Regions from separate parts of the Homo sapiens genome. Here region 1 is linked to region 2. A link is an interaction called in ENCODE POLR2A ChIA-PET data of the cell type or tissue named here. Cell type or tissue: PC-9. All regions are shown on one strand. Links, peaks and the distances in the headings refer to the core of each region. The heading gives the core; the rest is flanking DNA.

What was found. ChIA-PET counts read pairs that join two places held together with the same protein. Peaks named below come from ENCODE experiments on the same cell type or tissue, not always from the same donor. Only the 100,000 strongest peaks of a DNase experiment are listed, where the experiment ranks them.
Region 1: POLR2A ChIA-PET joins it to region 2 with 5 read pairs; 2 of 35 experiments call an interaction of 5 or more read pairs at or near these places.

Annotation. Positions count from the first base shown.
Region 1 is chr15:72,542,022-72,548,153 of GRCh38, reverse strand. It overlaps ARIH1 (ariadne RBR E3 ubiquitin protein ligase 1), which reads right to left. Exons shown (of 14, transcript NM_005744.5): 3 at 3,190-3,334. Among named protein-coding and RNA genes, the nearest start is that of MIR630, 42 kb to the left of the region's middle. In PC-9, for the core only: no CTCF peak of the experiment used is centred there; no DNase peak of the experiment used is centred there.
Region 2 is chr15:72,217,302-72,223,433 of GRCh38, reverse strand. It overlaps PKM (pyruvate kinase M1/2), which reads left to right. Exons shown (of 11, transcript NM_002654.6): 2 at 4,324-4,490; 3 at 5,934-6,025. The coding sequence starts at 4,337. Among named protein-coding and RNA genes, the nearest start is that of PKM, 11 kb to the left of the region's middle. In PC-9, for the core only: no CTCF peak of the experiment used is centred there; no DNase peak of the experiment used is centred there; H3K27ac peaks cover 2,275 bases.

The DNA.
Region 1 (6,132 bases), core at 497-5,496, 320 kb before region 2:
AAAGCACTTACCACTCTTTCTGAATATGTCACCTTACTACTTATCTACCCAACTAACCTGCAAATTATCTGGTTAGGAATTATGTATTTATTCTCCATTGTTTCTTAGAATAGTGCCTAGTGTGTTCAATGAATAGGTTTCTCCATCATCAGTTACAAGTACAAAACAAAAATTTACACTGTAAATCTCAAGTCATGATTTTGAATTCTAGTTTGTTGAGATTGTTAGACCATATTAAGAACAGCGAGAAAGTTATAGTGGATATTTGGAAGCAGCCAAGCTTCAGTACTCAAATCAGAGTTAAGATTTAAGTTAAGAAGGAACTGTCTATGATAGGGCAGGAGGAAAAACGCCAAGAAGTAAGGAAACCTTGTAAAACCTGGGTCTTAGTATTACCTCACAGAAACATTTAACTGTAAGCACTATATAAATGTCAACTGGCAAGGAGAATCTGTTAAAGACAATAAAATAGTCAAAATATTAATATATTGTAACAGTAGTACTTTTTAAAAAATATTCAAATTAGAATTGTGATTTAAGGTAAGAGAAATGATACAATACTCAGGTTGGAAGAAAATTGAAAGAGTATCTTATTCAACTCATCAGAAAGAAAAAAGAAACTGTTGGGTGCGGTGGTGCACACCTGTAATCCCAGCACTATGGGAGGCCAAGGTGGGTGGATCACCTGAGGTCAGGAGTTCAAGACCAGCCTGGCCAATATGGTGAAACCCCGTCTCTACTAAAAATACAAAAATTAGCCGGGTGTGGTGGCCGGCGCTTGTAGTCCCAGCTACTCGGGAGGCTGAGGCAGGAGAATCACTTGAACCCAGGAGGCGCAGGCTGCAGTGAGCCAAGACTGTGCCATTGCACTCCAGTCTGGGCAACAAGAGCAAAACTCGTGTCAAAAAAAAAAGAGAAAAGGAAAGAGGCCAGGCGCGGTGGCTCACGCCTGTAATCCCAGCACTTTGGCATGCTGAGGCGGGCAGATCATGAGGTCAGGAGATCGAGACCATCCTGGCTAACATGGTGAAACCCCGTCTCTACTAAAAACACAAAAAATCAGCCAGGCGTGATGGCAGACGCCTGTAGTCCCAGCTACTCGGGAGGCTGAGGCAGGCGAATGGCATGAACCTGGGAGGCGGAGCTTGCAGTGAGCCGAGATCGCACCACTGCACTCCAGCCTGGGCGACAGAGCAAGACTCCGTCCCACCCCCCCCCCTCCAAAAAAAAAGAAAAGAAAAGAAAAGGAGAAGAAACCAAAACTGGAGGAGCGTGGTGGCTCACACCTATAATGCCAGCACTTTCAGAGGCCAGGTGGGCAGACTGCTTGAGCTCAGACAAGTTCCAGACCAGCCTGGGCAACATGGTGAAACCCCGTCTCTACAAAAAAACCAAAACAAACAAACAAACAAAACACACACACACAGGTGAAACCCCGTCTCTACAAAAAAAACAAACAAACAAAACAAAACAAACAAAACACACACACACACACACAGAAAAATCAGCCAGACATGGTGGCATGCGCCTGTGGTCCCAGCTACTTGGGAGGCTGAGGTGGGAGGATCGCTTGAGCCCAGGAGTTTGAGGCTGCAGTGATCACATCACTGCACTCCAGCCTAGACAACAGAGCAAGGCCGTCTCAAAAGAAAGAAAGAAAAAAGAAAAACCCAGTGACATTAAATGGCTTACCTCCCGCTAAAGCCAAAAATTTCACGTTAGAGTTACGATCAGAACTTGAGAATTTGAAAATTCAGTTCACCACTTTACCTACTAAATAACTCACTGATCATTCTATTTCTCTAAGAGTACTTTATTTTCTTTTAAAACTTTTCTCATCACTTGTACATGTGAACAAGTTAACTCCCCACAAATGGACCCCATTAGAGATACACATATACAACTCTAAGATAAACAATAAAAATCCTTCAATATAAATATAATATTAGCCAGGCTTGATGGTGCACGTCTGTAGTTCCAGCTACTTGGGAGGCTGAGGGAAAAGGATCACTTGAGCCCAAGAGTCTGATGAAGGCTGTAGTACACTGACTGTGCCTGTGAATAGCCATAACACTCCAGCCTGGGTAGCATAGTGAGACCCCCATCAACCAAATAATTGTTAAAATAACAGTGTCAAAGACTTGTTATATAGTAATTATTAGAAAGAGATGCTTAACTATTAAAGCAGAGAATATGAACAAGACAGTTGTAATTATCATAGAATTAAGTTATCTTAGACATCTTAAGACTAAACTTCCTTAGTAAACACTCAAGTAAATCAAGTAAGTAAATCATCTCAGTTCAGTAAATTCTATTTTATATTTTGAGACGGAGTCTCACTCTGTCGCCCAGGCTGGAATACAGTGGCATGATGTCAGCTCACTGTAACCTCTGCCTTCCAGGCTCAAGCAATTCTCATGCCTCAGCCTCCCAAGTAGCTGGGATTATAGACATGCACCATCATGCCAGGATAATTTTTTTGTATTTTTAGTTGAGACAGGTTTCCGCCATGTTGGCCAGGCTGGCCTCAAACTCCTGGCCTCAAGTGATCTGCCCACCTTGGCTTCCCCAAGTGCTGGGATTATAGGCATGAGCCACTGAGTCCAGCTTCAGTTCAATAAATTTTTAGGAAGGTTATTTGTACTTAAGGGATTAACATCAGTTCTTTGGTTCTCTTGCTATATCACTGGTTCTGCTCCAACTCTGTCCCCACATACCATATTTAACAATCTCCATTTGAATGGATTTGATTAAGTGAAAATCTTATCTTCTGAAGAATTCTGAGAGTTCCCTAGCAAATAGTATTAACGGTATTTTATGAGTGTTTCTGGATATTTAAAAAACACTTAAAGTTTAAATCTATTTTAATTTGGATGAGAAAGAATTCTACTTACTGCCTACTATTACACAATTCTCCCATGGTGATAGAATAAACTCCAGAAAGATTTAGGTCTATAAATGACAACTTGGACAAGTTGTTGCTGCTTTAAAAAACAAATGGGGGTTGGAGGTAAGAGGAACCAAGCTTTTACTCTTTTTCTTCCTTTCCTCACACTGAATACATTGATAGGTTATGGCTTAGAGGTTACTACTCCCAGACCCACAAATTTTCCTTTGTTTAAATAATGGAAGTTGATTTACCCTCTGAAATACAAAGTCAGCACTAGCCTTAAACTACCAGATACTCACCGAGTTAGGGTAGTTCAAGTAGCAGATCTGACAAGGCATATCCTGTGCTGATGACCTTGTATTCATCTGGCGTGTTCGAGACTTTTTACTTGGATTAATTACATGACACTCAGCAAAGAGCTTCTCCAGGTTTCCATCAAAGTACCTGCATTATTTAAACAGAAAGGATAAGAGCCCAGCAACTTGCACACTGTTAGAGCTCTCCAAAAACCTGACTTTCTATAGGGAAAAGCAAGAAGTTGAATTAAAATAAAACAAGATAACAACCTTTTTATTCAGAGGAAATAAAAGCTACATGGTACAAATTATAGCAAATAAAGGTGTGTGTATACATGTGCATATATATATATATTGCAAACAGCAAAAATTCAGTCTACTCTCATATATATGAGTGTGTGTGTGTGTGTGTGTATGTATGTAAACTAGTAGACTGAGTTTTGCTGCCTTTTTCCCCCTAAACTTTGGTTTTAAATAACTGAATCTTGGGAAATTAAGCTATTAGTATTTTAACAGTACTGCAACTAAAACTTAAGGATTAAAGTTGTGCTGTTGCTGGGGTACCTATGAAGAGTAATATTTTACATGGGTAGGCTGTATTTTATACAAATGAATTCATTTTATTAATAATTTTAGTTAAAGCAATTTAAACATATTAGCTTCAGTAAAGCATTTATCTTACTGCACAAATCATCTTAAAAATATAATTATTACGTGTCTCATTTTACATAATAGACTTGCTTTCTAAACATTATTTTGAAATATTTTTAATTTACTGAGAAAGGAGGAGGAATAAAACAAAGAAGTGTATCTTCAAACATTTTATATAAAATAAATTACATATTAGCTTTTCATAAAATATGTATCTAAATATAGAGTAGTTCCATATCTAAGACATCAAGAGTATATATATGCCAAGTACTACCTAGAGTTTTAACTAAATAGCAAACCTCTGGACAGAAGATAGTAGAGCAGACCTTAAGGTGGGTTGAGGTGGTTAAGATAACAGTAAATACTTAGCACAATGTTTCCAATTAATTCAGATGAGACATGTTCCCTGGCCTCCTGAAACAGCTTACTATTCAAAAGGGAAAAGCAATAGATATTAAAAAAAAAAAAACTTTTCAATCTGTAAAACCAATATAACCAGCAAAAATATTAATGTGCAATCTGGTCAATTACTTTTTGGGTTGTAAAGCCCAGATTACAGTAACTATAATGCTCTTTATATACAAACAGGAGATTTTCAATTTTAAAAGTAATCAATACTCAAAAGAAATTTCCAATATTTTTAATTAAGGTCTTGTTTAGGCTTTGTGTCAAAGGCTACTATATCTTACTGTACCTCCAGAAAAATCATTCAAATGAGAACAAACCATATCACTTCTCCTAAGACTAATAAATAAATATCTTTTTTATAAATACTTTGACTACAGCATAGTTCAATGAAATAATCATATTATCAATCGAAATGCCAACACATTATAAAAAGGAGGATTATCAGAAAGTTAAAAGTTGTCAGGAACTCATACAAATAGAAAATTAATGTCTCTGATGATTCAGATAATCAGAATATATTTAAAGCAGAAAATCAAATGCTTTCCTACAATTTTGAGACAGTCTCACTCTGTCGCCCAGACTGGAGTGCAGTGGCGCCATCTCGGCTCCCTGCAACCTTTGCCGCCCAGGTTCAAGCGATTCTACTGCCTCAGCCTCCCGAGTAGCTGGGATTACAGGCGCCGCGGTGGCTCACACCTGCAATCCCAGCACTTTGGGATGCTGAGGTGGGTGGATCACTTGAGGTCAGTAGTTCAAAACCAGCCTGGCCAACATGGTGAAACCCCATCTCTACTAAAAATACAAAAAAATTAGCTGGGCGCGGTGGCAGGTGCCTCTAATCCCAGCTACTCAGGAGGGTGAGGCATGAGAACCGCTTGAATCCAGGAGGCAAGGTTGCAGTGAGCCAAGATGGTGCCACTGCACTGCACTCTAGCCTGGGTGACAGAGCGAGACTGTCTCAAATTTAAAAAAAAAAAAAAAGATAATATAAAATACCAAGTTTTACCTGAAAAACTGAAAGCATAAGAGATTAACACTAAATATCAATTCATAAACCAGCTAAACACCTTGTTTTATAAAAATATTCATGCTCCCAAGACAAGACAAACTTCTGTCATCCAAAATTTGACAACAGGGAACTAATGACTCTCATACTTTGGTTAACATTCTAGACAGCATTCTATGAGTATACAGCCACACAGACATGTGTCCCTAATTTCATATAAGTAACACCCTAGTCCAGATTTATAACCTGCTTTTTTCACTAGACAATATCTAACAGACACCTTTGTCTTTAAATGTCTACATTTTTCATTTTTGCACAATATTCCACTGTAGTTATTTACTATAATATATCCAACCAATGTTATTCTGAAGGACATTTAAATGTGCCACATATAAATAATCCTAGATTAAAATCTTAGCCCATCAGATAGGGAAAAATACCTAGACTTAACTTGTATTTATTTATTTATTAGTGAAGGTGAACACATTTTTCTGTGGTGATCTTATTCCCTATTAAGTTCAGTATGCAAAGAGGAAGAGTAAATCTTTGTTTCATGGGTTGCTTTCTTTCATTTCTTTCTTGTCTTTCAACCTTCTTTAATAGTGTTTAATTACCACTTTAAAATTTTTATGTAGGCACATTTATCGTGCTACTCCACTGTGATTTCTGCAGTTCATATCACACTTTAAAAGACCTCTATACCCAAAGATTTTTTAATGGAAATTCATTAATGATTTAGATCTCACCTTTAAATTGTTTCCATTAAAACTGTTGATTTATTTTTGCGTAATAAGGAGTAAAGCCAGGATTCCATTTCATTTCAATCCAAAAATCTAATCACTTATTGAAGGGTTGTTTCATCTATTGGAAACACTTTTTCC
Region 2 (6,132 bases), core at 410-5,409:
GTACCTACTGGCAACGTTGGAGGGAGAAAGTGAGCATCAGGTGCCATCATTTTATAGTTGATCTATGTGATGAGGTTGGTATCGGAGCATAATTGGTACAAAGGAAAAATGACTTAGGCAGATGCAGACTCACGGGCCAGGCTATTTTATTAGGGCAGAATGATTTGGTCCTTTGTGGAAGAATTGGTGGAGTGAAGCGTGAATCTTTCCCAGCACAACCCAACAACAGTCCTGGCCCTAAGAAGTGGAGCATGGGAGTTGGGTGTGGTTCGTGCCTGTAGTCCCAGCTACTTGGGATGCTGAGGCTGGAGGATCGTTTGAGGGTGCAGTGAGCTATAATATAATATAATCACACCACTGCACTCCAGCCTGGGTGACAGAGTGAAACCCTGTCTGAAAAAAAAAAAAAAGAAAAAAAAAAAGTTGGAGGGAGGAGTGTTGGGTATTTTTTATGATTTTTGTCTCCTGGTTTCTGAAGAATGGCCAAAAAATTGTGTCTGACACAAAGGAAACTAATATAAAAAGCCAGGAGCTGTCTGAGATGAGAAAGGAAAGGGAGAATAGGGCACTTGGAGCTGAGCTGTGATTGTGCCTGTTCCAACCTGTCACTCCAGACTAAGGCCTCTTAGAGATGGTGTCTCCTTTCTCACAGAGGAGACATGGCTCTGAGGAAGATCTTACTGCAGGGGCTCGGGCTCAAGAATAAGGCTCCTGGACCTGGGCATGGTGTGTGCTGCTATCAGTGGATACGCCAGGCTTCCACTGCTGGCTGGAGGTTGGCTCTGCATGTCTGTGCCTTCCTAGGAGGAGGATGCAATAGTGAGTCAGACTGGCATGGGTGGGGCCACATGTCCTGGCAGGCACTGTCCAGGCAGCTGGCATGAGGGAGAGGAGTCTTTCCCAGAAGTCCGCCCTGAGAAACCAAGGCTGGGCTGCTCTCCTGGAGCCAGGGGAGTCCAGTGAGTGTTTTACATACAACTCTAGGTACGTGGTTGGTGGGATGGGCAGTTTGTGCTGGGAAGAGGCTTGTGGAGGATTTTGGAGAAGGCAGGAGAGCTCTGGCCCTCCCTGCAAGGGAGGCTTCAGGTCAGAGCCTGAGGAAAGACCTGGGCATGAGATATGAGGTCTCTGGCTGGGTAGAGAGCATGAAGGACACATGAGATCTGGAGTCTGGATGAACTTGCTGACAAGCAAGCTTTTTTTGACTGCTAATGCGTAAATCCACTATAGAAATTTTCATTTGTCATTTTTGTACTTATTGGCAAAAAATTAGAGCTTATAGGCATCAGATTTAATTTGAGATAGTTGAAATAGGGTTTGTGTTTGAGGCCAATATAATTTTATCTGCTAATGGCATCTCGTGGACTTGGAGGCAGCCCTTCTGTACCAGAACATTGTCAAAAGCTTTTACTGTAAAGCTTGAGAACAAACTAGTTTGCTGGATTTGGGCATGTAACTAACAGGTTTGAGGCATGGGATTATCCTGTGGACTTTTTTTTTTTTTTTTTTGCTTTGAGGTTCTGAATGTATTAAGGTTGACCTTCTTAAGCCGTTGAAACTGTTCTGCAGTACATTTGTGATGTAGGGCCTAAGACTTGTATCGTTTTTTTTTTTTAATCACAACCCAGTGTACAGAACTTGAGACATGCGTCTTTTCTCTGCCACCTTTTAAAAGCAGATTATTCTTGAAGTGCATAGAGCAGCAATTGATTAATGGAATTGGTGTCTTCACATTTCATTTACTTCCTCCCAACAATTTTATAGGATGCATATAAATATTTCCAAAAGAGGTACACATAATTTCTTACTATAAAAGTATTTTTATATTTATATCAGTAAATTTGTTAATAAAGAGGATTTTTTTTTTTCTGTAATCCTACCACCCCAATGACGTCCTATTAAAATTTCAGTATATATCCTCCCAGGTCTTTTAGGTATGTTTAATTTGGTGTCCCTTCCCCGCTCCCAAAAGGGGAGGGACCAGGTTCTTGTATAGAATAGTGGAATGTTAGTAAATCACAGGTTTAAAGAGACATAACAGTGGAATCTCTAGAGCAGCTGTCACCTGGATACCTGGTTATTAAGGTAATTTTTCCATTACCCCAAAGAGCTTTAGTTACACTCAGCTTTTTCCTTAATCCTTGTGCAGCTCTCCAGGGCACACCGTATTCAGCTCTGAGCGGTCTTTGCTAGTGAGGCCAAGGAGCCACCCTGAGCCAAAAGGGGAGCATTATGTCACCGGAAGCCCAACCCCAGAGAACCAAAGGTATGACCTGATATTCAGTGGCCCCAGCCAGGTCTTTACAGGAAGACCCTCATATCTCAGGTCTAAGAAGAGCCAGCTGATGGTTTTTAAAAAGAGTGGAATTAGTTACTCCAACCCACTTATTCAGATCTTATTTTGTTCACAATACAGTCCCTAGATTGTAGGCCCATTGGAGGCCACAGCAAAGCCTTTGTGTTCCAGTTGGCCTGATGTGCCATCTCTCAGTAATGTTCCCTTAACAGCCAGACTTCCCTAAGCCCAGCTGGGAGCTCTGAAGGTATGCGAGCCCTCCCTCAACCATGAGTGTAGGGAAAGGGACCAGGGGCCCCAGGCTTTCCTGTCAGTAATGCAGAAGTTCCTCAGATTTAGGGAAGGGGGAGCAGAGGCATAACTTTGATTCTGACAAAGAGGCATTCAGAGAGACTGAAAGGTCATTTAACAAACACTGGAATGCTTCCACATACTAGGTGCTAGGAGATACAAAACCATATAGGTCCTGGAAGGGAGGATTGATTTTTTCATTTTGGTACGTAGTAGATATTAGGGGCTTAGGAAATACACATCGAAATGAAGAGTGCATTTGCCATGTTGAACCGTTAGCCGGTATCTTATTTCCCCATTTTAAAAGTTTTAGAATCTGTGGTTGAGGACTTGTGGCCATCAGTTTTCCATAGCCAACAGACTGTTCACTACTGCCTTCAGAGCTCCTTGGACCTCAGCGGGCCTTCTTTGGAGATGGCAGAGATGGATTTAGATGTATACTCTACTCGAGCCACCCAGAGAGCCCACAAAGTCAGAGATGGAACAGGGTAAAGGAGTAAGGGTCATATGTGTGAGATGCCTTGATTTGGAACTTTGAGATTTAGGATGAGGTGGGGAAGGGCTAAAGAGGAGCTTGTTCCTGAGCCTTGCTTGGCCGAAGCATTTAGGCTCAAGCGTTTTAGAAAGAGTAGCCCTTGGTCTGAGAACTCAAGGAAACAGCTTTCTGATGAGACGTGTAGCAAGCTTCTGGTTCACATCCTTACCTGATAGTTCTTCAAACACTGCCTGGTCTGGTTCACATCCTTACCTGATAGTTATTCAAACACTGCCTGGAAGCTTCTCCTGAGTTTTTGTCTCTAATCAGCTAACTAACAGGCTGAGTGAGTTTAGTTGTAAGTCATTAATGAAGAAAGCAAAGGTTGGGGCCATTGTCAGGGTTGTGACCTGGGCTAGTTAATTACCTGGAACTGATGGTCTGTGTTACAGAGTGGTGGTATACTTGTCAGGCTTAGAAAAGAAATCAGGATGTGTATCAAAAATCATTTGGGGAAAAGATTTGACCAGCAACTTTAATTTCTCTATGTTTGCAACTATCCTGTTAATGTAGTTGTGATAATTTCAGAATTATACCAGTGCCCTTATGTTATCCTTGCTTTGCAAATTGCAAATTGCTTTGCGTGTCCTGACATCCTTCTGGCCAACAGTAGATGTGGTTTTAGGTTTAGACTCCTGGGATGGAAGCTTTTGCATTCAGGGGAATGACTTTGGGTTTGGGTGAGGATTGTAAAGAGGCAATATGGGTGCCCCACGACAAAGCAGCTATTTGTAGCTTTGTGACAGCTTGACATGCAGAGATCTAGGCTTATCAAGGCACTAAGCTAGGAGTCAGTTGTTTGTATCACTGGAAGATTGGTTACAACTTCCTTCATTGGAAGCTCCTTCAGTGCATGTTAAATGATGTTATTTATAGATAGGGTGGTGAGAAAGCTGTCTAGGTAGATGTCAGTCAGCCCAGTGTAAGAGAGACCTGCTTACTGTGGGTGCTTGGGACTATGTGGAGTGGGTGGGAGGTTTTAACTTGTTCAGTAAGGTCCTTTCCATTGTTCACAATCTGGTGAACCCTTTTTCTAACATGAGGAGCACCCACATAACCAGATCATGTCTGGCTTCCCTGTGGCTTGTGTACAAAGCGTGCTTATTGAGTTAATGTGTAAGCAGGAGACAGCCTTCTGTGCTAAATGGTATATTAACCACTTCTCAGTCTTACCACTCTCTTTCAATTTGTCTCGACCCAGGACCTCAGCAGCCATGTCGAAGCCCCATAGTGAAGCCGGGACTGCCTTCATTCAGACCCAGCAGCTGCACGCAGCCATGGCTGACACATTCCTGGAGCACATGTGCCGCCTGGACATTGATTCACCACCCATCACAGCCCGGAACACTGGCATCATCTGTACCATTGGTGAGTGGGTGTGCCCCTTCCCCCAAAAAAGGGCTTCATGGGCAGTGACCTTTCTCTCCTGAAAAGAGTAACTAAATGTCCTAACAAACCTAGGTGCTACATGGGATACTACACAGATTCTTATGAAAGGACTCAGGTCATAGGAAGTTGCAGTAAAGAATTAGTATGTGCATAGGATGGCAAATACAGTTAATAAGAGAGTATTAGACATTTCAAAATTGCTAAGATGGCGAGGTATGGTGGCTCCCAGCACTTTGGGAGGCCAACGTGGGAGGATTGCCTGAGCCTCGAAATTTGAGACCAGCCTGAGCAACTTAGACCCTGTCTCTCCAAAAAGTGAAAAAAAAAAAAAAAAAATTAGCTGGGCATGGTGGCATGCACCTGTAGTTCTGGCTACATGGGAGGCTGAGACAAAGATCACTTGAGTCCAGGAGATTGAAGTTGCAGTGAGCCATGATCACACCACTGCACTCCAGTCTAGGCAACAGAGCGAGATCCTGTCTTAAGAAAAAAAAATTGTCCGGGCGCAGTGGCACATGCCTGTAATCCAGCACTTCGGGAGGCTGAGGCAGGTGGATCACCTGAGGTCAGGAGTTCGAGACCAGCCTGGCCAACATGGTGAAATCCCATCTCTACTAAAAATACAAAAAAATTAGCCGGGGGTGGTGGCGGGTACCTATAATCCCAGCTACTTGGGAGGCTGAGGCAGGAGAATTGCTTGAACCTGGGAGGCGGAGGTTGCAGTGAGCTGAGATCTGACCATTGCACTCCAGCCTTGGCAACAAGAACGAAACTCTGCCTCAAAAAAAAAAGGAAGAAAAAAGAAAAAAACATCGCTAAGAGTAAATTTCAAATGTTCTCACCACAAAAATGTTAAGTATTTGAAGTCATGGATATGTTAACTAACCTGATTTAATTATTCCACATTGTATCCAAACTGTATGTATTGGATTACATAACTTTGTAACCCAAATTATAAATTACCAGTTTATAATAAAAAATAATTTGTTGCAAAAAGAATCCATATGGTTTAGGTTTTATGCTATAGGCAAAATTTAGAAGATGTTTTCCTTAGCAGGTCTTTGTAGGAGCAACTTAAAGACCTAGGAAAGATCTTTCTAACATGTTCTGTGCTACCAAGATTCTGTGGTTGGACATCTGGCTGGGTTTCAGTGAGGGTGGAGAAGGCTGGCCAAGTCTTAACCTAGGCTTTTCTGATACAGTGGGAGCCTGCAGAACTTGAAGGAAATGGTCGAAGTGTCCCAGTAGATCAAGAAAGTAAGCTGGCACGGTAGTAGCCTTCCATGCACTTTTTAAAGACTTTTGAGCTATTTGGGAGAGGAAAAGTTTTCAGGGAAAAAAATTCTTTAAACTTAAGCAAACTTAAATGTTTTTCCTTCTTTGAATAATTAATACTTGTGGCTTTAAAACTTTTCCTAATAGGCCCAGCTTCCCGATCAGTGGAGACGTTGAAGGAGATGATTAAGTCTGGAATGAATGTGGCTCGTCTGAACTTCTCTCATGGAACTCATGAGGTGAGCTGTGGCTGGACCCTATGGCCATTGTGATGGCCTGTAGGAAACAGGGAGGGGGTGCAGTGTTCGTTTAGCCACAGTGGACTAGACAAGGATGAGTCTGAGTT